Linked DNA regions of Homo sapiens: region 1 is linked to region 2. Evidence: read pairs that join two places in POLR2A ChIA-PET (ENCODE). Cell type or tissue: GM12878. All regions are shown on one strand. Links, peaks and the distances in the headings refer to the core of each region. The heading gives the core; the rest is flanking DNA.

Region 1 (11,174 bases), core at 1,140-9,139, 140 kb after region 2:
GGGAAGTGGAGATTTTCTAGGTCCCTGAAGGCCACTGTCCAGGCTTTGGCTTTTACTGAATGAAAAAGGGAACCATCAGAGTAGTGTTTTAGAAGGATATTGTTGGCTGCTTTTTGTGTGTGTGCATGGGGCTGGGGGGTCAGGGTGGAGAGGTAGTGAGAAGCAGAAAGATCACTTAAAAGACTCTTATAGGCCAGGTGTGGTGGCTCATGCCTGTAATCCCAGTACTTTGGGAGGCCAAGGAGGGAGGATCATGAGGTCAGGAGTTCCAGACCAGCCTAGTCAGCATGGTGAAACCTCGTCTCTACTAAAAATAAAAAAAGCACACCTATAATCCCAGCTACTCAGGAGGCTGAGGAAGGAGAATTGCTTGAACCTGGGCAGCGGAGGTTGTAGTGAGCCGAGACTGCGCCACTGCACTCCAGCCTGTGCGACACGAGTGAGACTCCATCTCAAGAAAAAAGAAAGAAAGAAAAAGAAAAAGAAAAACACTATTATAATAGGGCCAGGCACAGTGACTCATGCCTGTAATTGCAGCACTTTGGGAGGCCAAGGCGGGTGGATGACCTGAGGTCCGGAGTTCAAGACCAGCCTGGCTAACATGGTGAAACCCCCTTTCTACTAAAAATATAAAAAAATTAGCTGGGTGTGGTGGTATGTGCCGGTAATCCCAGCTACTCAGGAGGCTGAAGCAAGAGAATCACTTGAACCTGGGAGGCGGAGGTTGCAGTGAGCCCAGATCGCGCCACTGCACTCCAGCCTGGGCAACAGAGCGAGACTCCCTCCCCCAAAAAAAAAAAACAAAACCAAAAAACCGAAAGACTATTATAATAGTCCAGGTGAAGATTATAGTGGCTGGGGAAGTAGCATTGGGGGTGCCAAGAATTGGTTGGACTCTGGGTATGTTTTAAAGGAAAAGCCAGCAGGATTTGCTGATTAACTGTCTATAGGGTTTGAGAGAAAGAGGAGCTGCCATTACAGGGGTGGAAGAGACTGTGGCAGATAGCTCAGCTGGGGACATGTTCTGTTTGAGGTGTTTTTTTATATACCCAAGTAGTGATCTAGAAGGGGCAGTTGGACACATAAGTCTGGAGTTCAGGGAGGAAGGCCTGGCTGAAGATTCACATTTGGAAATTATCAGCTCATAAATTCTATCAAAGTCATGAGATTGTGTGAGACCACCAAGAGAGTGAACGCTGATGGAGAAGCCAAGAGGCCCAGGGGTTGAGCCCTGGAGAATACCAACAAAAAGCAACTTGCAAAGCAGACAAAAGAAGAAGCTAGTGAAGTAGAAGAAAATGAGGAGAATGTAGTGTCCTGGAAGCCAAGCTGAAATAAAGAGTCAAGGAGGAAGTGATCAACTGTGGGGAAAAGAGAGAGATCAGATTGTTACTGTGTCTATGTAGAAAAAGAAGACATAAGAAACTCCATTTTGATCTGTACTAAGAAAAATTGTTTCTGCTTTGAGATGCTGTTAACCTATAACTTTAGCCCCAACCCTGTGCTCACAGAAACATGTGCTGTATTGGATCAGTTTAATGGATTTAGGGCTGTGCAGGATGTGCCTTGTTAACAATATGTTTGCAGGTGGTATGCTTGGTAAAAGTCATCGCCTTTCTCCATTCTCGATTAACCAGGGACACAATGCACTGCGGAAAGCCGCAGGGACCTCTGCCCAAGAAAGCCTGGGTATTGTCCAAGGTTTCCTCCCACTGAGACAGCCTGAGATACGGCCTCGTGGGAAAGGAAAGGCCTTACCATCCCCCAGCCCGACACCTGTAAAGGGTCTGTGCTGAGGAGGAGTAGTGAAAGAGGGAGGCCTCTTTGCAGTTGAGATAAGAGGAAGGCTTCTGTCTCCTGCTCGTCCCTGGGAATGGAATGTCTCGGTGTAAAGCTGACCATTCCCATTCGTTCTATTCTGAGATAGGAGAAAACTGCCCTGTGGCTGGAGGCGAGATATGCTGGCAGCAATACTGCTCTGTTACTCTTTGCTACACTGAAATGTTTGTGTAAAGAGAAACGTAAATCTAGCCTACATGCACATCCGGACACAGTACCTTTCCTTGAACTTATTCATGATACAGATTCCTTTGCTCACGTTTCCCTGCTGACCTTCTCCCCACCTGTTGCCCCGCTACACTCCCCTCGTCAAGATATTAAAAATAATGATCAATAAATACTAACAGAACTCAAGAGACCGGCGCCGGTGCAGGTCCTCGCATGCTGGGTGTGCTGGTCCCCTGGGCCCACTGTTCTTTCTTTATACTTTGTCTCTGTGTCTTATTTCTTTTCTCAGTCTCTCGTCCCACCTGACGAGAAATACCCACAGGTGTGGAGGGGCAGACCCCCCCTCAATCAACTGAGCCAAGTGTTGCTGATAAGTTAAAAGAGGAGACGTATGCATTCATCTCCAATTTAAGCAATGTGGAAGGAAGCTATTGGTGACCTTGCCAAGAACAGTTTCAGTAGAGTAGTAGAGTGAAAGGTGAGACTGGATAGAGAGGAAGGGAGAAGAATTAGAGATAGGCTTCCCTGGTTTGCGAATGAAACAATTTTCCTTAGGAAACCTAGAGAATGTTTTGAGATCTCAAATTTGTGATTGTCACATATTCAAAGTTTGATTCTTCAAGAACTCAAGAGTTTACCAGATGTGAGTTTTGTATTCAAGATTTATTTATTTATTTATTTATTTATTGAGACAGAGTCTCGCTCTGTCACCCAGGCTGGAGTGCAGTGGTGCGATCTCGGCTCACTGCAACCTCCACCTCCCGGGTTCAAGCAATTCTCCTGCCTCAGCCTCCTGAGTAGCTGGGATTACAGGTGCACTTCACTGCACCTGGCTATTTTGTATTTTTAGTAGAGACGGGGTTTCTCCATGTTGGTCAGGCTGGTCTCGAACTCCTGACCTCATGATCCGCCTGCCTCGGCCTCCCAAAGTGCTGGAATTACCGGTGTGAGCCACTGCGCCCAGCCTTAATTTTGTATTTTTAGTAGAAATGGGGTTTCTCCATGTTGGTCAGGCTGGTCTCGAACTCCTGACCTCAAGTGATCTGCCTGCCTTGGCCTCCCAAAGTGCTGGGATTACAGGCGGGAGCCACCACGCCCAACCAGAAGATTCTAGTTGTTAAGAAAAAGAATATCCTGGGACAATAATAAGCAAAGGACTTGAATATACATGTCATAAAAGATTTATAAAAGACCATATAATTTGGAAAAAATGTTTAACACTTCATTAGTATCCAAAGAAATACAATTTGAAACAATGACACACTCATCAGATGGGTCAAGACTTAAATAAGGTAACACCCACTATTGGTAAGGGTATGGAGACCAGGTGAGCTGGCTCATGCCTATAATCCCAGCATTTTGGGAGGCCAAAGCAGGTGGATCACCTGAGGTAAGGAATTCAAGATCAGCCTGGCCAACATGGTGAATCCCCGTCTCTACTAGAAATACAATTTTTTTTCTTTTCTTTCTTTTTTTTTTTTTGTGATGGAGTCTCGCTCTGCTCTGTCGCCAGGCTGGAGTGCAGTGGCACCATCTTGGTTCACTGCAATCTCTGCCTCCCAGGCTCAAGCAATTCTCCTGCCTCAGCCTCCTGAGTAGCTGGGATTACAGGCGCGCACCACCACACCCAGCTAATGTTGCTAATATTTTTGTATTTTTTGTAGAGATAGGGTTTCACCATGCTGGCCAGGATGGCCTCGATCTGCTGACCTCGTGATCTGTCCGCCTCGGCCTCCCAAAGTGCTGAGATTACAGGTGTGAGCCACCGTGCCCAGCCGAAATACAAAATTTTTAGTATTTTTTTTTTTTTTTGAGATGGAGCCTGCTCTGTGGCCCAGGCTAGAGTACAGTGGCGTGATCTTGCCTCACTGCAACCTCCACCTGCTGGGTTCAAGCAATTCTCCTGCCTTAGCCTCCAGAGTAGCTGGGATTACAGGCACCCTGCACCACACCTGGCTGATATTTGTATTCTTAGTAGAGATGGGGTTTCACCATCTTGGCCAGGCTGGTCTCTAACTCCTGACCTTGTGATCCACCCACCTTGGCCTCCCAAAGTGCTGGTATTACAGGCGTAAGCTACCACACCCGACCCAAATTTTTAATATTTTTGTACTAAAAAATAGTGGCATGCATCTGTAGTACTAGCTACTTGGGAGGCTGAGGCAGGAGAATTGCTTGAACCCGGTAGAAGGAGGTTGCAGTGAGCCCAGATCACACCACTGCACTCCAGCCTGGGAGACAGATGAGACTAAAAAAAAAAACAAAACAAAAAAAGTGTACATTGGTATAATCCCTTGGTAGTGAGATTTCAAATAATTGTTTTGCTTTATATTTTTCCATATTGCCATTTTTTAAAAAATGAGCTTTTAACTTTATAATAAGTCATGATACTGTTGTCATTTGGAATACATATACATACATATATACCTATATCTATCTATATACCTATACACATACATACTTATAATAAAAGGTTTACTATACCTGCCCTAGTTCAGGGCCATATCTTTCTGCCACACATATTTCCTCCATATTGAACTACCATCTGATCCTGCTGAAACTAAAACTGACATTGTCACTTCCTTGCTTGAAATGCTTCAGAGGATCCCATTATCAACAAGATAAAGTGCAGTCTTCCAGCATAGTATCAAGGCCCTCCAAGCTCTGACCCTGTCTACCTCTCCACCCAGGTCCTGCCTCACACTTTTGGTTCCAGCTATACACAGTGCTTGTGATATTTTGTAGCTATTTGCCTTCCTACTTTACTCATTGTTCTGTCTGACATTCTTAAAACCCTCTACCCTCCTGCCCCCAGGGTACCCCCTGACGTGGAGCTCCTACAGCATGTTGGGCCTACTGTCATTACTGCACTTAGCACAGAGTCTGGAAATCTATTCCTCGCTCTCTTTAGAATGTAAGCTGCCAACCAGAGTCTTTAATTTTTGTATCCTCAGTGCTAGCACAATTACCAGCCTGGTGAATAGAATGTTTAACATTTAAATTGTTTTGTTCATTTTTCTGTTTTGTTACTTCTTTTTTTTTTGAGATCGAGTCTAGCTCTGTTGCCCAAGCTGGAATGCAGTGGTGCAATTTCAGCTCACTGCAACCTCTGCCTCCTGTGTTCAAGCGATTCTCCTGCCTCAGCCTCCTGAGTAGCTGGGATTACAGATGCGTGCCACCATGCCTGGCTTATTTTGTATTTTTAGTAAAGATGGGGTTTTACTATGTTGGCCAGGCTGGTCTTGAGCTCCTAACCTCAGGTGATCCACCTGCCTCAGCCTCCCGAAGTGCTGGGATTACAGGCGTAAGCCACTGCATCAGCTGTTTTGCTACTTCTGATACTTAGTTTCATTTTCATTTATTGTTTGAAATGTTCATCATTGCATTCAGAAAAATGTTGATGATTATACAACAAACATGTTGATGATTACATAAGAACATAGGCACCCTAACTTTTTAACTACACTGTTCCTTGTAAACCAAAGTTCATCCTATAAATCTCAGATACTGACTATAGATCCAAATTAAATTTTAAAAATAAATAAGAGTTAATCATCTACCACTGGTGTTCCCTTTTGAAAAGAAAAACAACTGAAGGCAAAGTTTATAGGCTCTTCCAGAACAGAGAAACAGATTTCTAGAGAAGGCAATGGCTTTGAGATACATACACTTATTAAAAAGAAAGGAAGGCCGGGCACAGTGGCTCATGCCTGTAATCCCAACACTTTGGGAGGCCAAGGAGGGCGGATCAAAAGGTCAGGAGTTTGAGACCAGCCTGGCCAGCATGGTGAAACCCCGCCTGTACTAAAAATACAAAAATTAGCCAGGCATGGTGGCATGTGCCTGTAATCCCAGCTACTCAGCAGGCTGAGGTAGGAGAATTTCTTAATCCCGGGAGGCGGAGGTTGCAGTGAGCCGAGATCATGCTACTGCGCTCCAGCCTGGGCAACAGAGCGAGACTCCGTCTGAAAAAAAAAGAAAGAAAGAAAGGCGCCATTGCACTCCAGCCTGGGCGACAGGGTGAGACTCTGTCTCAAAAACAACAACAAAAAAAAAAACCCCCAAAAAACAAAAAAAAACGGAAGGGAGAAAGGAAATTTTAAAAATACAATTTGGCTTTAGTTTGTGAATGTTGTGTGCAGGTGACACACGATCTTTTTTTTTTTTTTTTGAGAGACAGTGTCTCATTGTTGCCCAGGCTGGTCTCAAACTCCTGGCCTTGAGTGATCCTCCTGCCTCAGCCTCCCAAAGTACTAAGATTACAGGCATGAGCAACTGCTCCCAGCCATACACAATCATCTTTATCTTAGTAGAAAACTTTTAGAATGCCCCGGCAATGGCTGTATCTAAAAGAAACAGGTATTTGCCCTCCATAAGTCAAATAGATGTGGCCAAATCAATATATCCCTTGCCTATATAGTTATATCGAACACATCCCTATATGGTTACATATCAAATATTGAATATTCAGCTAATGATCAAAAAAGATTAACACAGTCATAAATATCCCCTCCCCTCATATTCAGCCTTCAACCAAAAGTCTTTCTAAGGCAGCATATAACAGTGCTAACAGCAAACTGACAAATTAAAGGGGCATACTAGGAAAAATGGAGAAATAATGCCATTTGCTCTGAAAAATACTTCAGTTTTATCTTCAGAATCAGATATGTTTAATATCTGCATATAACTTAATATGCATTTCTTCCATTACAATTTTTAAGTATAATCCAAGGCTTTAAAAGGTATCTTTTTTTTACAGTAATTTAAAATTATAGAAGATGCCTTTCCTATAATTGAAGTTATTGATCAATTGAAGGTATAACCAGACTGAAATATACAGCAACTTCTTGAAGAATGGCAAAAATAAAGTGAAAGTTCTAAATTCTTCTCTGAATTTTTCAGCTATTGCTAATGGAAGGTGCTGCCAATATAATAGGCAACACAGGTTCGTCTAACACAGGTCGGTCTAACACTGGTCCAAGTAATCAATCATCATATCTTATTTCTTTTCTTTTTCTTTTTTGTTTTTTTGAGACGGAGTCTCGCTCTGTCGCCCAGGCTGGAGTGCAGTGGCGTGATCTCGGCTCACTGCAAGCTCCGCCTCCTGGGTCCACACCATTCTCCTGCCTCAGCCTCCCAGGTGGCTGGGACTACAGGTGCCCGCCACCATGCTCGGCTAATTTTTTTTGTATTTTTAGTAGAGACAGGGTTTCACCGTGTTAGCCAGGATGGTCTCAATTTCCTGACCTCATGATCCGCCGTGCCCAGCCCTTATTTCTTAAGAATAGAAAACTGTAGGAATTTGCATAGTAGATCACCTGGTGAGACCTCAGTCCTATGGTGAGAAAAATTCTCTATAAAAGCTATATGGTCCATGATGTCATCCAACACCACATAAGCATATAAAATACATGATAAGGCTCTCCAGGAAAAAATATTCACAAGAAATAATGACTTCTTTCATCAGCTTAAAAGTGGGAAGAACTTATTTGATTAAAACCCTGTTTAAAATCGATTGTCTTGTTAGACTTCCCCTATCCATAATGAAATCATTACAGGGTTCTAATGTCAGGTGGAAAAGTGTTGACTATGGAGTTGTTTAGCCTCTGATCCTAGGATAAACCAAGCAGTTAAATAATTTCCAAAAGTACAAACAGACATTCCCCTCAAGTTATCCGGGCTTCTACAGGTACTTTTCAAGTGACCCACAAGCCCTATATTTTAAACAGCCACAGAAGTCAGAACCAAATTCAGGTTTCCAACAAACACTGTAAAATGCTATTCAGCAAAAGCTGCAGTTCCCCGTGGCAGCTTGTCAGGTGGTCAGTCAGTCTCAATTACTCTGGGTTCCTCTGCAATTGCTGTCATGACCGTGAGCCTCTCACGTTCTACTTGGCTGACAGCCCAGGTCTGAGGAAGTGAGAGCCAACAATCGCTTACTCAGCAGCGCATTGTGTCGCTTCAGGTATTCAATGGTGTCTCCTTGCTTTTCAACAATTTCTTCTAGGCTTGAAATAGTTCTGCAAGTAATCAAGATATAAATGGGTTACACATATTCACCAATACTCATTAGTGTCTTTGCAAATGAGTACCTACTAGTTTTTAGTAAAGCATATTGTATTTGCCACCTTTTCTTAGATGTCAGAAGCCAGGGTAATATTGCCAAATAAGATTATTTTCATAAATCATTTTAGTAACTTCTACTCTTGAAATAAATTTAAAATGCTATAAACTTTCACACCTCTATGTTTTAAAAAAGGCCATCATTGCTTTATTTAAGAAGGATCCTAATTTGTTAGAGTAAGATAATTGAGTATAAGTAATCAACTTAAATGGCGTTTAAAGATAAATAAAGGCAAAATTCATTCAATAATCAGATGACGATTAAAATAGACTACTCTGACCATGGGAAACAATTTTTTAAATGTATGGCATTTGTTTATTTTTGCATTTCTCCTTTTTTCTCCCATACCACAAAAATGTATCTTTTTGCACCTGACACAAATAAAAATATTATATAAGTATATAAAACAAACAAAAAAAATCTAACTCCTTCCTACACTACTGCCCCAACCCACTTCGGTCTCACTGCTCAGAAGTAATAGCTATAAAGTGTTTTTAATTTCCTTCCACTAATTTAAGATATTAGTACTAGGAATAGTGATGATGATAATGATAATGACAATAATATGCCAGATGAATTTTAATGTTGACTAAAAATTGCCTATTCAAGAAATAAAATGTTATTGGATGTGTTTTACTCAGATATTCTATATGTGCTAAAAGGGAACTATTTCAAGGGATGGTAAGTGAGAAATTCAGCATGAAAAATATCACATGGGAATGGTCCCATGTGAACAAAAAAGATTTATTCTTAGAAATAAATAGTTATGCTTATAAATAATGTGGTTACAGGAATGGGCTATGTAACCACATTACTATTATTATTATTTTTTGAGACAGAGTCTAGCTCTGTTGCCCAGGCTGGAGTGCAGTGGCATGATCTCTGCTCACTGCAACCTGCACCTCCTGGGTTTAAGCGATTCTCCTGCCTCAGCCTCCCAAGTAGCTGAGATTACAGGCGCCTGCCACCATGCCCAGCTAATTTTTGTATTTTTAGTAGAGACAGGGTTTTACCATGTTGGCCAGGCTGGTTTCAAACTCCTGACCTCAGGTGATCTGCCCGCCTCAGCTTCCCAAAGTGCTGGGATTACAGGTGTGAGCCACCGCGCCCAGCCAATAACCACATTATTTATAAGCATAACATGAAAAAAACTTTGAATATGCTATTATTTATAAGTATATTCGGAAAAAGACTATCTGAATTCTAATCCTGACTTTGTCACCCACAGACTGTGTGAACTTAATAAGTTACCTAAACTCTCTGGTCTTCAGAGGTTAACACAACAACAAACATTTAGCACTTAATATGTATAAACCACCTAGGAACCTCCCACTCTTTTTTTTTTTTTCTGAGCTGGGCTATTCACTGAAAAAATACTCTTTATATAAAGGTTTTCAAGTTATCTTGATGGAACTGAGAAGGGATATGCTCTGAGTAGAGTCAACTCTTGTATATACTGACTTTTTTTTTTTTGAGACCGAGTCTCTATTTTTTTTTTTTTGAGACGGAAACTTGCTCTGTTGCCCAGGCTGGAGCACAGTGGTGCGATCTCAGCTCACTGCAAACTCCGCCTCATGGGTTCATGCCATTCTCCTGCCTCAGCCTCCTGAGTAGCTGGGACTATAAGCGCCCATCATCACGCCCGGCTAATTTTTTTTTTTTTGTATTTTTCAGTAGAGATGGGGTTTCACCATATTAGCCAGGATGGTCTCGATATCCTGACCCCATGATCCACCCGCCTCGGCCTCCCAAAGTGCTGGGATTACAGGCGTGAGCCACCGTGTCCGGCAGAGACCGAGTCTTGCTCTGTGGCCCAGGCTGGAGTGCAATGGCGCAATCTCGGCTCACTGCAACCTCTGCCTCCCCGGTTCAAGCTATTCTTCTGCCTCAGCCTCTAGGATTACAGGCATGTACCACCATGCCCGGCTAATTTTTGTATTTTTAGTAGAGACGGGGTTTCACCATGTTGACCAGGCTGGTCTCAAACTGCTGACCTCAAGTGATCCACCCTCCTTGGCCTCCTATAGTGCTGGGATTACAGGCGTGAGCCACCATGACTGACCATCTTCTTTTTTTTTTTTTTTTTCAACACAGAGTCTCACTCCATTGCCCAGGCTGGAGTGCAGTGGCATGATCTCGGCTCACAGCAACCTCCGCCTCCAGGGTTCCCGCGATTCTCCTGCCTCACCCTCCCGAGTAGCTGGGACTACAGGCGTGCACCACCACACCCAGCTAATTTTTATATTTTTAGTAGAGATGGGGTTTCAGCACGTTGACCAGGCTGGTCTTAAACTCCTGACCTCAAGTGATCCACCCGCCTCAGCCTCCCAACGTGCTGGGAATACAGGCCTAAGCCACCACACCCAGACCTGGACATCGTCTATATACAGTAGACTTTCAATTAACATCCCTGTTCCCTGCCCTATGTTCCACTCCTGGGCATCCTGTTCATTTCTGAGTTCCAAGTCTCTCTGGGGCTACACAAAAAGAGTGGCTGCCTCCTTGGCTTTATTTCTCCCCGTGTCCTCTAAATGTAGCCTCTCTGCCCTGTGGTATTGTCTACCGCTCCTTCATCTGTATTCTGTAGCCCACACATTTTCAGAAATCACTCAACCATCGATGGTCCCTTTCTCCTCCAGTTTTTCTGCTAGTGTGGGTAGGTTGGTCTTTTTTAATCCTTCACTATCCTTTTGGAAGGATCTGGGGAGGGTGAAGGGATAAACGTGTGGCTAGATTTACCTTCTTTCATTGGAAGTTGATTCAAATTTTCAAACTGAGATGCATTTTCAAAGAAGCATTCCATACAAATTTTAAAAGTAAAAGAGGAATATAAACTGAATTTTTTTTTTTTTGGAACAAAGTTTCACTCTCGTTGCCCAGGCTGGAGTGCAATGGCGTGATCTCGGCTCACTGCAACCTCTGCCTCCCGGGTCCAAGCGATTCTCCTGCCTCAGCCTCCTGAGTAGCTGGGATTACAGGTGCGCACCACCACGCCCGGCTAATTTTTGTATACTCAGTAGAGACAGGGTTTCACCATGCTGAC
Region 2 (11,174 bases), core at 1,853-9,852:
TGTCTGGGAATTTGCTCCATTGGCAGGAGAAGCTGGTGGGGTTACAAAGATTGTTAATTCAAATGATAGAAATTGGTTTCTTTTTATGCGTAGGTTCTTCATACTGTTCTCTCTACTCTTATGGATGTATGAAATACTCTACAATTTAAAAGCTTCCTTTTAACTTAGATCAACCAATTGAAGACAAAGAACTAAATAAACAATGAAAAGAAAAGAAAACCAAAAAAACAAAACAGGGTTGGAGCTCCTATGAGAATCTAATACCATTGCTGATCTTACAGGAGGTGGAGCTCTGGTGGTAATGCTCACTCTCTAGGCTCACCTCCTGCTGTGTAGCCCAGCTCTTAACAGGCCACCATCAGGTCCCAGTCTGCGGCCAGGGTTTGGGGACCCCTGTACTAAGAAATCTTGCCAGGCTCTTTCTGCAAGAGCCTGTTGTAATATTGTCTGCCCCCTAAGAGGCTTATTTCTAGAGTCCTCAACTGTGTTTTCTGGATTCTCACACTCTCAGGCAGCTCTCCAACTGGGCAGTCTCATGCAGCAGACAGCCTCCCAGGAAAAAACTCACTGGCTCCTCCCTGCTCCTTCTGGAGGTGGTAGCTCTGTAGTTGTGGTAGAGAGAATGGGGCTATGAGCAGCGTCAAAGCTCCTATTGTAGCCAGCTCACCCGGGAGGAATGTATCAGAACTTTGCTTTGGGGGAACATGGGCATGTAGTTTAAATAAGTCCCTGTGGTGAATCTGATATGTTGTCAGTCTCTGTGTGGGATATAAGAAATACATTTGGTCTTTGTTCCTTTTCCTTTTGTGGAGCTCCTCAAGTCCCTTGAAATGTCCCCAGTTGTATTTTTGGTTTATTTTATTTATTTTTTAATTTTTGTACAGCATTTCAAGTTTATTTGTATTCACAGAACATACCAGGCGATCTTGACAGCTGCCAGGTGACAGCCCTCCAACCCCTAACCCTGCAGCTGCTCCCATAAAGGGCAAATTCCAGAAGATCCAGAAGATCATTCCTGAGGTCCGCAGATGCCTCATACAGTGGACAGAGCTGAGATGCTGGAGGATGGAACATCATCCCTAGACCTACAACCCACTGTTAACGGTGGAGGGTGTCCAGGTTCTTGCCTTCTTGAATGAAGAATTGGACAAAGTGCACAAACAAAGCAAGGAAGGAAGGAAGGAAGGGTTTTCTTGAAAATGAAAGTACCCTCTGCAGTGTGGGAGCAGGCCTGAGCATAGGGGCTCAAAGGCCCCGTTAACAGAATTGTTGGGAGTTTAAATAGCCCCTAGAGGATTCCATTGGTTACTTGGGGGTACACCCTATGTAAATGGAGGGAATGAAGTAAAATGACAAAGTCATTTACAGCCTATGCCTTGTGGAGAGGATATTTCCTGTTATAGCTGAAGTGTGAATTGGCCTTATGTTCTCTGCCTCCAGACTCTATTTTCCTGCCTCACCACCACCAGACTTGATTCCAGCCAGGAAGGCCTCCCTAACTGGAGTCCTCCCCTTTTCTTCTCCTACTCTGCTGTAGTTCCAAGTGTCCCCCCTCCACCAGTCCCACAAAACTCAAATACTGAGAGGTCTCCATTTATAGCAGGGGGGACATCTCACACCCTTGTATAAGTTAAAACAAATATTACGCACACTCCTCCATCACCTAGGTGGACATATGGGAATACAAGTAAATATTAATTAGGAGCAATGAGAAATAAATTAATGACGCTCTCCGGGTTTTTCCCACCGGGCGTAGCCCTGCGGTGTCTGTGCCTCAGTCTTCTGTTATTCGGTCTCCCCACAAGCACCAGCTGGCCTTTCTGCTGTAATGTTCTGAGTCTGAGTTCCCTGGGAAGTCCCAGTTTGAAATACGCTCTCCAGCACCAGATACGCCCGGTGTTTTCTTTGGTTTTTCTGATTCTTTTTGGGGGATTGCGGGAGTCAGGGTTAGAAGTCGGCCTGGTGGTGCTGGAAAAAAGTTCTGAGGTCCAGCGCAGAGTCCCAGGGCTCCCAAGTCAGATTAAGGGCTTGAGGACGGGGGCGCAGAGATGGGGGTGTCCTGCAGAGGCAGGGGCGCCGGCACACCCTCTTCAGCCATCGGAATCTGGCAGAAGATGAAGTGAGCAGGGAAAGAGAAGCCTCTTTAGCAGGGTTCAGTTCCTTGACTGGCAGCTGGCACTCGCCCCTGGAGGGTGGAGGACTCTGCGGCTCCACATTCGGTGCCCATGAGAGGCGCTGGGGTGAGGCTGGGCCCTCTGTGGGCTCCGGGAGAGGTCGAAAGTGAAGATCTCAGAACCTGAGCTCTGCCAGGTTACCGGGTTCGTGCAGGATGGTCATGGTGGGGTGGGAACTGCGGAAGTGACACATCATGTGCTGGGTGGAACATAAGGGCAAGGGCTGGGTTGTGTTTGTTTGTTCATTTGAGATGGAGAGATGGAGTTTCGCTCTTGTACCCCAGGCTGGAGTGGAATAGCAAGATCTCCACTCGCTGTAACCTCTGCCTCCCGGGTTCAAGCCATTCTTCTGCCTCTGCTTCCGGAGTAGCTGAGATTACAGGCGCCCGGCACCACGCCCAGCTAATTTTTGTATTTTTAGTAGAGACGCGGTTTCACCGTGTTGGCCAGGCTGGTCTCGAACTCCCGACCTCAGGTGATCTGCCCACCTTGGCCTCCCAAAGTGCTGGGATTACAAGCATGAGCTACCGAGCCTGGCGGGCTGGGTTTTTTAATTTCATATATTTTTTTGGACTCAGGATGTTGCTCTGTCACCGTGTAGTGCAGTGGGCAGTCATGGTTCACTGTAACCTGGAACGCCTGAGCTCAAGGGATCCTCCAGCCTCAACCTTCCAAATAGCCAGGATTGCAGGCACACGTCACCATGCCCAGCTAATTTTTTCAAATTACCATGATTGGTGGGTAGAGATGCATAACATTCCTTTGAGGCAAAGGGAAAGCATGGCCAGGAAGCTGTCGAAATAAGCCTGAAAAAACCTAGTCAAATCTGTAGCAGCCAGTTATTTACCATTTCCTGATTGGATGGAGTAAGTCATGTCAATAACATTGGGAGAGATCATCCCATTAAAGCTGTCATCAGTTCCCTCTGAGATGTCATACTTCTTTCAAAGTATAAGAACACACAAAATTGGGGTTGAACCCAGAAACGGTGAGATAATCACGCCTAGGTCTTGCATCATGGGTTTCAAATCTTGAGTATCTATTTTAACTAATATTTAATCATATTATCTTTTCTCACTGGGGTCAGGAACATCCATGGATCCCATTTTGTAAAGCTAATTTGAAAATGCAGAAGACGTAATTTAATTTTGTATTTATTACTTATTGTATTTCTCTTTTCTCTTTAATATTTCATCCCAGTGTGTGTTCTCACCCTGGAAAATTTAGGGAAGCCAGTGATTCTCATAGTTAAGGTAAAGAATACCTCTTTGCCTCCATTTTATGTTCAGTAACATCACTAAGGTAATAGAGGATTCTTCATTTAAAATCAGAGGGATCCCTGGTAAACTAATTAGAGGGAAATAATAAAGTCTATAAAGGTTTTCCAATGATGCATTTCAACAGATGCTTAGGTTCAATCATCATCTAGGTTACAGAGACAGAAAAGTCAACCAGTACCTTTTAATCTTTTGTGTTGTTTAGATTCTTTTGGTAAATTTTGCATTTTCAACTTGAAATTGCAAATTAGGAAGCTTCCTCCAGTTTTTTTGTTTTGTTTTGTTTTGGTGCTTTTTTTTTTGTCCTCTCCTTGAATCTAGAATTTGGTGTTATTTTTCTTTCTCTTTCTTCCCCATCTCCCTGACTTTTCATGTCTATTGTTTTTTATTCTTTTTTTTTTTTGGTAAACGTGCAATATACTTTAGGGGCTGTTCCTTTTCATGTTATTATGTTTTGAAGTTTCTGACTCCAGAAAACCTTCTATTAGTACCATCACAGTTCTATGGGCACTGGAGGGTTACAGAGTTTAGGAACCCTGGTTGTAAGTTTGGTTGAAATTGACCACTTCGGTGAGCCACAGGGGTCACTGGTTTCTCCCCATAATTCTTTTTCTTTTTCTTTTTCTTTTCTTTCTTTCTCTTTTTTTTTTTTTTTTTTTTTTGAAACAAAGTCACATTATGTTGCCCAGGCTGTTGTCAAGCTCCTGAGCTCAAGCGATCATTACAGGTGTGAGATACTGTTCCCAGCTATCTCCCTATAATTCTGAAGATCAGAATCTTTGTTGTAACAAAGGCCTAGACAGCAGCAGAAAGCAAAGATATTTCTAGGGTCCTAATTAGCCATCTGCTCTTATGAGTGTGAGCCTCAATAGCTATTGTTTAAATGTTTGTCTCCACAAACCTCTTGTATTATAAACAATCACCCATGTGATTCCACTGAGAGGTGGAACCTAATGAGAGGGGTTTAGGTCTCAAGGGCTCCCCCTCATGGATTCATGCCATGCTAAAAAAGAGCTTTCCAGGGTATATACACCCACTCTGCTCTCTTTTTCTTTTCTTTGAGATGGAGTCTTGCTCTGTCACCCAGGCTGGAGTGCAATGACACAATCTTGGCTCTGCCATCTCTGCCTCTGGAGTTCAAATGATCCTCCCACTTCAGCCTCCCGAGTAGGTGAGACTACAGCTGCATGCCATCATGCCCAGCTAAGTTTTGTACTTTTAGTCGAGATAGGGTTTTGCTGTAGCAGGACGAGCCACAGACAAAACCTCTCAGACACCGAGTTGTAGAAGGAAGGGCTTTATTCAGCTGGGAGCATCAGCAAGCTACTGCCTTAAAATCCGAGCTCCCCAAATGCCCAATTTCTATCCCTTTTAAGGGCTCACCACACTAAAGATTTCACATGAAAGGGTCGTGATTGATTTGAGCAAGCAAGGCAGTACGTGACAGGGGCTGCATGCACCGGTGGTCAGAGAGAACCAGAACAGGGCAGGGAGTTTCACAACGTTCTTCTATACAATGTCTGGAATCTATAAATAACATCAGTTTCTAAGTTATGAGTTGATTTTTAACTACTGGGTTTAGGCCAGGCAGGCCCAGGCCTGGTTTTGGGCCTGGCCTCGGGTTGCCTGTCTTTGGTTTTACTTCCTTGTTGTTTTTTCTTAAAACAGGTACTGAGTATAAAACAATATAAAACAATATGAGAGGGTCTCTCTCTTCCCTAATTGCCATTTTGGCCAAGCTGGTCTTCAACTCCTGGCCTCAAGTGATCTGCCTGCCTAGGCCTCCCAAAGTGCTGAGATTACAGGCATGAGCCACTGCACTCAGCAGCTCCACCTCTGCTCTTTAGCCATGTCAGGAACAGCGTTTCTCCCTCCAGAGGCTGCAGCATTGAAGGCACCATCTTGGAAGCAGAGACCAGGCACTCACCTGACACCAAACCTGTCACTGCCTTGATCTTGAGCTTCCCAACTTCCAGAACGGTGAGAAATTAATTTCTCTTCTTTATAGATTACCAAATCTCAGGCATTCTCTCAAATCAGAACAAAATGGATTAACATAAGTAATTGTAATTTTCAACTAATGCTCAATCTCCAAATAGTGACTTCTTGCTTCACACAAGTGACCACCAAATGAGCCCGTATATGGCACAGGATACAATTTTTCCCCTATGTGCTCTATAGAACAGGCACCAGTTTGGAGGTGAGACACACGAACAATTGGTCACAAATTAGAGTTCCCCCTGAACTTACATCAGTCACAGCTTATGTTAGAATCTAGAAACACACCATGGAAAATTTAGGAAAGGCAGTGATTCTTATAGTTAAGATAAGGGATACCTCTTTTACCTTCATTTTATGATTAGTAATGTCACTAAGGTAATAGAGGGCTCTTCATTTAAAATCAGAGGGATCCCTGGTTACCTAATTGGAGGCAAAGGATTAAGTCTGCGAAGGTTTTCCAATTGATGCATTTCAACAGATGTTGAAGTTCAGTCACCATCCAGGTTACAGAAACAGAAAAGTCAATTAGCACCTTTTAAGCTTTTGTGTTGTACAGATTCTTTTGGTGAATTTTGCATATTCAACTGGTAATTGCAAATTAGGAATTTCTGTTGCAGTTTTTGTTGTTGTTCCTCTCCTTGAATCTGTGATTTGGTTTTATTTTTCTTTTTATTCCCTGTCTCTCTGACGTTCATGTCCATTGTTTTTTATTCTTTTTTTTTTTTTTTTGGAGACATTCAATACATTTTAGGGGTTATTCCTTTTAATGTGATTATGCTTTGACAATACATAATAATTTAACGTGATTATTGTCTAGGACAATACTGATTGTAACAGCTTGTGAAGAAGGTTCAATAGAGAAATAAGGCATAAACTTTTCTGTAAACTTATCAGTGGAATTATACACAGAGGATCTGTTTTTTAAATTATAAAAGACACAGCAATATGTCTGGACGGAGATGCACCACTCAAGGAGACAGTAAAAGGGACCTGAGTCCATGTTCCTATACTTAACTAACAAAATATTATCTAAATTACTGACCTAGGTCAGAGAATTCTCTCAAAGAGTCTCAGCCAAACTCAGTAAAAGCAGCACAAAGCAGCTGAGCTGAAAGTGCAGGCTCATCATGTGGCACAGAGCCAGTGAGCAAAGCAAAGCTAGAACAGCAATTCCCTGAAGGTGGCAGCCAACATCTGGATAATCCTGCTCACAATGGCCTTTGAAGGGGTCAGTTTGCATAGATAGTTTGCATTGAAGGGGTCAGTTTGCACCCTCCCTGACAACTGGTTCAGTGTTGAGACTGCTGATGCCACACAATCCAAGATTGTATGAAATGGACTCCTACTCCTGTAATGAGGTTTATGAGGAGAGAAGGGTGTCTACAGAGTTGATGCAAAAGTGACTTGAGAAAGCAGGGAAAGGAGACTGGTTTGGGGTTGTGATGGTGGTCATGGGTGGGGCTGCTGAAAGGGTCCTGCACTACCAGAGGCTTGCTAGGTCTGAACCTCCCACCTACACCAACAGAGGGAGCACCCAGGCTTTCTCATCAGCTTGTCCAGGGAGGGCAGAAGGGAAGAGAGAAGAGTGAGTCCCCCAATAATATCAGCAGTCAAACATAAACATGGAATCAGAACTTTTATTACAAATGCCCTCCAAGAACACAGGAAGAAAATATAGCTACATACAAAGGGTGCTCTAAGTAGTTCATCATTGGTCTATGACAATGTGATTGTAACAGCTTGTGAAGAAGGTGCAATAGAGAAATAAGGCATAAGCTTTTCTGTAAACTTACCAGTGAAAGTATACACATATGATCTGGTATTTAAATTATAAAAGGAAACTTCTCCCAACTCATAGTCCAGAAAAATGCCAACTTGCAGGACTTCTGTGTTCCTTGTACTGCATGAACTACGGAATGGCTGAATTTGCCAGCACCCCATCTGTGGAGTTGGTGATGTAAGACCATCTCTGGGAAACATTTCTTTACACACACCAAGGAACCATGTACCTTTGCTCTCACTTCTACTTGCCAAAAGTGTCTCCCAGCATCAAATCCCTCACAGCTTCAGACAGCTGGGTAAAAACTAAATGACTGAAGATTATCAGTAAAGTGTGGGTTCATCATTCTAAATATCACACTTTCTGTCTCTTGAGATAATAAGACTAGGGTGGGCTGTTTCTGGATCTAGTGTCAAATCTTCCTGAAATGGGCTCATCATTTTTTTCAGGCCAAAATAAGGTGGAGAGAGACTCAAACTCTCCTTCCTTGATTCCTATGAGAAGACTGCAGGGGTTTTCAGGTGGTCATATGTGTTGTAGCTGTTCTCAATACCTGTCAGCATATCCAGGTCTGCCTGAAAACTCTTCTCTGTTACTTCATTTAAGAGATTCTGTAGGCTGGGCGCGGTGGCTCACGCCTGTAATCCAAGCACTTTGGGAGGCAGAGGCGGGCAGATCATGAGGTCAGGAGATCGAGACCAGCCTGGCTAACACAGTGAAACCCCGTCTCTACTAAAAATACCAAAAATTAGCCGGGCAGGGTGGCGGGCGCCTATAGTCCCAGCTACTCGGGAGGCTGAGGCAGGAGAATGGCGTGAACCCTGGAGGCGGAGCTTGCAGTGAGCCAAGATTGAGCCACTGCACTCCAGCCTGGGCGACATAGCGAGACTCCGTCTCAAAAAAAAAAAAAAAAAAAAAAACAGATTCTGTAGTGTGGATAAGTGGCCTGAAATTTGTCTTTGGTTTTCAGTGAGTTTTTCTTTAGCATCCTTCTCTTCAATAAGTAGCCTGGCATGAATTACAGCTCGTTCCTTTACCAAGAAAGACTTAATTTCTTTAAATTCAAATTGTAATTCCTTCCTCCATGTTGCCATCTTCCTTTTCACATTAAGTGATCTCAAAATTGGGACTTCACACCGCATCTTGGCATGTTCAGTTTCCTTCTTTAGTGGCTTAATGTAGCTTTTGAGCTTCCTTCTGTGTGTAGCTGCAGCTTGCTCAATGGGCAACAAGGGATGATCCTGATGGTCAGAGGAGACCTTGCACTGGGGACACAATAGCTCCAGGTCCTTCTCACAGAGCAGGACTAGACCCTGACTGTGCTTCTCACAGAGGGGCTCCTCTTCCTGCCATTCCCTCTTGCTCGTCACGGTGAGAAGCTGCTGAACCATATCAGTCATGTGGCGCAACTGGGTGTTTGCTCCTGAGGTTCTCATCAGGGCAGTGACGGAGGCAGACAGGACAGGGGAGGACATCCTGTAAGTCTTCCCAGCACTGGTGGATGCAGGAGCGACAGAAGTTGTGCCCACAGTGAGTGGTGACTGGGTCCTTCATGTAATCCAGGCACATGGGGCAGCTGGCCTCTGCTTGGAGCTCAGCCAGAGAGGCTGCAAAGGCCATGGTGCAGGGAGGGATCTGTGTGGGGAGACTCCCTGCAGAAGGTGTGATTCTCCAGGAAGGAGGGAAAGTGAGAAGCTGGTGCCTCCTCAGCGTTCTGTCTCCTGCAAGCACTTCACAAGCTTGTGTCTGCTTCTTTCCCTTTGGCTCCAGAAGCAGCTCCAGGGGGAGGCAGGTCCCAGGGCACTGGCTGATCCCGTGACCCTGGATCCTCCTTTACTCAAATTCAAGCTACGCTCTTTTGTCGTGTTTCTCAGGAAGGGCCACAATTACAAGAGGTGATGGGAACTAATGACCATGTAAAATACTCCAGACTGTGAGACTTTCAACAGAACAGTAAGGCAGTTTCTTCAACTACAAAAGGAGAAAAAAGAATAAGATACTAAAGCACTGAAGAGCATGTATATCAATGAAAATAACTGCCTAATAATTTTCCTTACTTCTACATAAACACTTCTAAAAATAAAGTCCATTGAACTAGAAGAAATCTCATAAGTATTCACTAGTTATGATTTCTGATAATGATATTATGAGCTTACTATTTAAAAGAGGCTCTATATTTTAGACATTCATAGTGCAGTATTTACCCATAAGATTATATGTGATCCTGTGTTTGCTTCAAAGTATTGCAAAGTATAGGGATAAGGATATAAATCTGTAAGTGGATACACAGGGTTTGTTGTACTAATTTTGCTACTATTCTATACACTTTAGATGTTCTCAAGTAGAAAACATTATTGAAAAGGCTGACAGCCTGGACAACATGGTGACATGCTATCTCTATGAAAATAATGCAAAAAGTAGCCAGGCATAGTGGCACACACCTGTGGTCCAAGCTACTGGGGAGGCTCTGGTAGGAGGATCAATTGACCCTGTGAGGTTGAGGCAGAAATGAGCAGTTCGTGTGCCACTGGACTCTAGCCTAGGCAACAGAGCAAGATTCTGTCTAAAATGAAATGAAATGAAATAAAAAGCTGAGCCTTATTGTCTCTGTGTCACTGTCTTCAAGCCAGACCCTCTTCTCTCTTACTCTCTTTTCTGAGCCTCATCTTTCACTTCTGCTACATCTCAAAGCTCTAAAATCCCTTGTGGGCAGGGCATGGTGGCTCACGCCTCTAATGCCAGCACTTTGGCAGGCCGAGGTGAGTGGATCACCTGAAGTCAGAAGCTTGAGGCCAGCCTGGCCAACATGGTGAAACCCAGTCTACTAAAAATACAAAAATTAGCTGGACATGGTGGTGGGCGCCTGTAATCCCATCTACTTGGGAGGCTGAAGCAGGAGGATCGCTTGAACCCAGGAGGCCTACAGTAATCAAAATAGCACGGTACTGGTACCAAAACAGACATATAGACCAATGGAACAGGACAGAGACCTCAGAAATAATACCACAAATCTACAACCATCTGATCTTTGACAAACCTGACAAAAACAAGCAACGGGAAAAGGATCCTCTATTTAATAAATGGTGGCTGGGCACAGTGGCTCATGCCTGTAATCCCAGTACTTTGGGAGGCCAAGGTGGGTGGATCACCTGAGGTCAGGAGTTCGAGACCAGCCTGGCCAACACGGTGAAATTCCGTCTCTACTAAAAATACAAAAATTAGCCAGGCATGGGGGTGCGTGCCTGTAGTCCCAGGTACTTGGGAGGCTGAGGCAGGAGAATCGCTTGAAACTGGGAGATGAAGTTTGCAGTGAGCCGAGATCGTGCCACTGCACTCCAGTCTCAGCAACAAGAGTGAAACTCCATCTCAAAAATAAAAATAAAAATAAATGGTGCTGGGAAAACTGGCTAACCATATGCAGAAAACTGAAACTGGACCCCTTTCTTATACCTTATACAAAAATTAACTCAAGATGGGTTAAAGGCTTAAATGTGACACCCCAAACTATAAAAACCCTTAAAAAAAAAAAAAACCTAAGCAATAACATTCAGAACATAGGCACGGACAAAGACTTCATGACAAAAATGCCAAAAGCAATTGCAACAAAAGCCAAAATTGACAAATGGGATCTAATTAAACTAAAGAGCTTCTGCACAGAATAAACAACAACAACAAAAACTATTATCAGAGCGAACAGATGACCTACAGAATGGGAGAAAATTTCTGCAATCTACCCACTGACAAAGGTCTAATATCCAGAATCTATGAGGAACTTAAACAAATTTACAAGAAAAACACAACCCCATCAAAAATTGGGCGAAGAATATGAATAGACACTTCTCAAAAGAAGACATTTATGCCACCAACAAACATATGAAAAAAAGCTCAACATCACTGGTCATTAGAGAAATCCAAATCAAAACCACAATGAGATACCATCTC

The links. Peaks named below come from ENCODE experiments on the same cell type or tissue, not always from the same donor. Only the 100,000 strongest peaks of a DNase experiment are listed, where the experiment ranks them.
Region 1: POLR2A ChIA-PET joins it to region 2 with 10 read pairs; 3 of 35 experiments call an interaction of 5 or more read pairs at or near these places.

What each region holds. Positions count from the first base shown.
Region 1 is chr4:165,071,770-165,082,943 of GRCh38, forward strand. It overlaps TMEM192 (transmembrane protein 192), which reads right to left. Exons shown (of 6, transcript NM_001100389.2): 6 at 1-8,027. The coding sequence ends at 7,889. Among named protein-coding and RNA genes, the nearest start is that of TRIM75, 23 kb to the left of the region's middle. In GM12878, for the core only: no CTCF peak of the experiment used is centred there; no DNase peak of the experiment used is centred there.
Region 2 is chr4:164,931,139-164,942,312 of GRCh38, forward strand. It overlaps the pseudogene LOC391710. Among named protein-coding and RNA genes, the nearest start is that of FAM218A, 20 kb to the right of the region's middle. RefSeq lists enhancers at 4,545-4,674, 4,985-5,294, 5,335-5,384. In GM12878, for the core only: CTCF peaks have their summits at 4,437, 6,637 (motif pointing right) and 6,976; DNase peaks (open chromatin) are centred at 4,443, 4,933, 5,193, 6,652 and 1 weaker place; H3K4me3 peaks cover 752 bases; H3K27ac peaks cover 2,715 bases.